2 separate regions of the Homo sapiens genome follow, and region 2 is linked to region 1. A link is a loop called in an ENCODE intact Hi-C map of the cell type or tissue named here. Cell type or tissue: A673. All regions are shown on one strand.

Region 1 (2,500 bases):
CACTCTGTTGCCCAGGCTGTAGTGCAATGGTGCGATCTCAGCTCACTGCAGCCTCCGCCTCCTGGGTTCAAGCGATTCTCCTGCCTCAGCCTCCCGAGTAGCTGGGATTACAGGCATGCACCACCACACCCAGCTAATTTTTGTATTTTTAGTAGATACGAGGTTTTACCATGTTGGCCAGGCTGGTCTCGAACTCCTGACCTCGTGATCCGCCCACCTCGGCCTCCCGAAGTGTTGGGATTACAGGTGTGAGCCACCGCACCTGGCCTGAAAATTCTCTCCAAATTCTCAGATGCCTAGTCAACTCAACGTAAGATGTTTGCCTGGGTTTAGGGCAAACTATGGCCTGTGGGGCCGAATCTGTGCCTGTGTTTATAAATAAAATTTTATTGAAACACAGCCACGTCCATTTATTTACCTAATTGTCTATGGCTACTTTCATGACGTCAATGTCAGAGTGACAGAGATCACTATATGGCCTGCACAGCTTAAACCTTTACTCTCTGGCCCTTATGGAATAACTTTAGCGCCCTGGTATCAATAATAAAGGGTAACTTTTTGTATTTGTGTGAAATTGAGAAAAGTATCTGAAGAATCTTGATTTTTTTTAAAGAGAAAAAAACAGTCAGTCTAACATTTAATAGATTGTTATCTTCTTCCAGATTACATCAATCTTCCAGATTGCCTTAGGGCCCTAATCACAGGTCAAATTAATTTTGCCCCTTCAACCAATCCTTTTCAAAGTACTGAAGATAATACTGTCATCAGATGCTGACATTACTACACAAATGCAGTATTTCATCAGTGAATTGTGTGTTTTTATATATCATGTTGATGCATGCCACTTCCCTCATACAGCGCAGTGTGTATTTTTCACTGGAACCTTCCAACCTTAGGCTCTTCCTTCCCTGGGGTGCCGCCTTGTGGTGGGCTGTGAGCCCTTCATGGGCAAACTGCATGGTTTGGTCATCGAGGACCGTGAATCTGCTATGGAGTGACTCATGCCAAACCCTGCCAAGAGCAAGCTGTCCCATCATATACCTAAGAGGTCATGAATCATTAGACTGGAACAACCTGCTGGTGAATACAACGTGGAAAAAATTCCTCATTCTACTGATTATCAACCTCCCCCGTGCCTTCTCTATATATGGGCTTAAGAGGAAACTTTTAAAAAAGAATAAAGAAATGACTCATTAGGGCTTTTTGGGGATAGTCTTAATTATATTTTAGCTAATGCAGTATTTTTCATACTTTGCTGTATATGGTTATATATATGCTTTAAAATAATAGGTACACATACATATCTCTATATGTATCCATGTGCACACATGGATGTGTATGATTAATCTTGATTCTGGTAAGCCTCATTATTGAAGGAGTTTAAGAGAAGAGGCTGTGATTGTATCTTTACTGGCCCTTTCTGTGCCTAAATGTGATGAGGTTTTTTGGGGTAGATGTTAATCCATCACTCACTTACAAATTTGTCAACAAACAGGAGAACCTTATGCAAAGAGTCACATTCATTGTCTTAATTTCTGCTTATTTCTAGGTAAAATATGTTGATAAAGCACAGCAGCCCACCAATATTCCATTGATTCAAATAGCTATGATGCTAACAGCTAAATTCTTACCTACAGACTAAAACATTCTCAAAATCTGAATAAAGATTATCCCATTATTTGCCGCTTTTGTTGGGAAATAAAATATATACATACATACTAAATAATCAGTAGTTCAGCTATACATGCAGGGAATTCATGTCTTTAGCTCTAAAACACAGTAATAATGAGCAAACTTATGAACCAGTTTATTCTGCTGCAGCCTTCACTAGTCTGCCTGGATGAGGATAAAGAGAGATGTATTACTCATAAGAATTGACAGATCTGGGATAGATTCAGCAGAAATAGCACTTTAGAGATATTTGAAACTATGGTATTCAGCTAATTGTTCTCATAGTTTTAAGATATATTCATTCCTGAATGTTGCCAAGGATTCTAGTGCTATAAGCAGCTTATAACAGAGATTTCTGTGGTTGCTATGTGCAGAAAACTAGAATAAATGAGCGGGAAATAAAATCAGGGAGGGAAAATATTGCTATAGTAGTAACTTATTTTTTATAGGAAAAATTTGGAAAATAAAGTAAGAATCCCTGGAATTTGGGTAGAAATATATTTTTCACAAAGCAGACAATACAGAACAAAAATCATAATTCTATTTGCTACTTTTTATTAAGAATGCTTTCCTTTATGATTTAAAACATTACATTTTGAGTAACTTTCTAATGCACTGTTTAGTTTGGATAGAATGTTGAGAAATTGCAGAGTGCTGAGAAGAAAGCAATGTCATGTCATTTCTTTTTCTTTTTTTTTTTTTTTTTTTTGAGACAGAGTCTTGCTCTGTTGCCCAGGCTGGAGTGCAGTGGGGCCATCCCCGTTCACTGCAGCCTCCGCCTCCCAGGTTCAAGCGATTCTCCTGCTTCAGCCTCCCCAGTAGCTGGGAT
Region 2 (2,500 bases), 490 kb before region 1:
TAGCACTCAGGCAGAGAAATAGCCCAAAAAAACAATAACAGCACCAAAAACTTGGTAGCAAGAATTTAATAAAACCAAGGGAGGCCAATGTTTCTATAGGTAACCATTTAACATTTGTCATTATGTGTCTAGCTCTAGCCAAGGCATTGCAAAGAATGCAAAAAGACATGATCAAAGGCCTCAAGATGTTTACAGTCCTGTTAGGGGATGAAGGTATTGGAGTGAATCACATTCACTAAAATGGGAATAAAGACTTCTACCTTAAAATCATGGTGTTTTTCAGGGAATCAGAACTAATATGATATGACTGGAGTTAATATGTTATTGTGGGGGATGGGGAGGAGTAGACTATTGGTAGTTGTGGCTACAAATTTGGCAGGATTCAAATATTGAAAGGGATTTGTATGTCAAGCTAAAGAATTATAATTTTTCTCTATAGACAATGGGGGAATTAACCACCGAAGAATTTTGAGTTGGTGAATGACATAAAAAGATTTGTATTTTAGAAAAATAACTGGCATGTTGCGGGGTGTGAAATGAAGTAAAAGAAGTCTTCAGTTGTGAAGTTACATGTCCATTGAGTCTAGCAGATACCAAACAATCACATCAAAATCCTGAAATAATAATAAATAAAGAATTCTACCTTGTCTGTCTCAGTGATTGTACGTGGAGGTATGTTTCTTTTTACTCATAAGTGTACAGTCTGTGTAATTAAGTGGCAAAGCCATTTGAAAAGGTCACTGTTTAAATCACAGGACTTATCTAGGTGTGACAACCCACGGTGATGAGAGATTTAGAGCCAGTCTCTACTGAGTGCTGATGTGGGGCTGATGTGGACTCTAGGAGGCTTTGTGGGAGAACAGGGTAAAGGCTTTGGTTCTGGAGAGAAAGTGATATGCCCTCAACTATGTATTTCAGGTTTCCATGGTCAGCATCTAGGCCTTCCTGCTATTATCTGCCTTGTGAGACTGGAGGACAAACTGGAAGCCAAGAGATACAATCCCAAAGTTGCTTGAGTGTCAGACAAATAAAAGAAAAACATTTTCCTTCCTTCCTTCCTTCCTTCCTTCCTTCCTTCCTTCCTTCCTTCCTTCCTTCCTTCCTTCCTTCCTCTCTCCCTCCCTCCCTCGCTCCCTTCCTCCTTTGCTCCCTCCCTCTCTCCCTCAGTCCTTTCCTTCCTCCATCCCTTCCTTCTGTTGTGGAAGAAAAAACGTTTCCTTTATCGTCTTAGGTTCAATACCTGGGACTTGCAAATTAAACTGACAAAAGACAAATTAGCGGGAGAAAAGGTACAGTTTTTATTTAGTATTTTTATGTACATGACTGTTCGCAGAAAAGAAGTCTCAAAGAAGTGGTTATAATGAGGGCTTATATATCATTTTTATGAAGGGCAATAAATTGTGAGAAAGTGGCTAGAAAAAGCAAAGAGAGTTGGAGCTTCTAGGGGTGATAAATTGTGGGAAAGTCACTAGGAAATATATGGGGGGAACTAATAGAAGAGAAGGATTATTTTAGTAAATTCTGTTTATGCAGACTGATCTCAGCATCAACTCCCCATCTTCAGTGATAAGAGTTATGCTTCTCTTCCTGATAAAGGGAGGGCACCTTTTTCATGATAAATTTATGCCCTACTTTTATGCAGACAAAAGGGAGGCAGAGAACTTTTGCAGCACCAGTTGATTCTCAATTGCTTTCAGCTCAAAATAATCCTTATGCCGAAATAGCATATTTTATGGTGGCATATCCTGATCCCCTTCACTTCCAACCTTTTTTTTTTTTTAAAGATGCATTGGGTGTGAGGTGTGCTTTTGGGAAAGTATGGATTACATAATTCCTAACACAGGCTGGTTTGTATTCCATGGATAAAGACTCCAACCCTCAGATCCCATTTAGATGACATCCTTGCTAAGTCAGCCTTCAACTGCAGGTCTTTCACATAAGCCAAACTGATCATCTAAGTGATAAGGCATGTGAGAATATTTATAATCCACAAAGTGCTAAGAAAATACAAATTATATGGTTTCACTTTTTACATTATTAAAATAAATCATTTAAAAAGGATTTCTCTGCTGCTTCCTATAAATAAAGGCAGCATTGCCCTCCTCCCCCGATCTGTTCCTACTGTGGGTCATGGGAGGAAAGATGGAGCCAGCGAACTGACTTCTCGCTCACAGTGAAAATCAGAAGAGGTCCAATACTTCTCTAGCCTGAATCAGTTGACTTTCATTTGTTTTTATTTTTTCTTGTTTGCCTTGATCTACATTGCAATCAGTATGCAAATGTGTGCAACACACTCTCAGGAGCAAACTCACTCAACAAAGCATATTGGGCTACATCATTGCTATAGTGATAACCTTGAATCTGCTCTAATCTGTGAAGGAGCACATCATTGGGACACTTCCACGCTTTGTTATTGTTAACAAATTACTTATGACTCACCTCATAAATGACCCTAACAATACCTGTGATTGTGACTAACTGTTCCCAGCCTCAGCCTGGT

Evidence for each region. Peaks named below come from ENCODE experiments on the same cell type or tissue, not always from the same donor. Only the 100,000 strongest peaks of a DNase experiment are listed, where the experiment ranks them.
Region 2: a loop joins it to region 1, with 3 times the contacts of the local background. A loop is called at or near these places in 5 of 110 quality-filtered maps.

The regions. Positions count from the first base shown.
Region 1 is chrX:45,823,175-45,825,674 of GRCh38, reverse strand. No RefSeq gene overlaps it. Among named protein-coding and RNA genes, the nearest start is that of LINC02595, 27 kb to the left of the region's middle. In A673, a CTCF peak has its summit at 943 (motif pointing left); a DNase peak (open chromatin) is centred at 924.
Region 2 is chrX:46,317,281-46,319,780 of GRCh38, reverse strand. No RefSeq gene overlaps it. Among named protein-coding and RNA genes, the nearest start is that of LINC01186, 9.1 kb to the left of the region's middle. In A673, no CTCF peak of the experiment used is centred here; a DNase peak (open chromatin) is centred at 1,030; H3K27ac peaks cover 2,455 bases.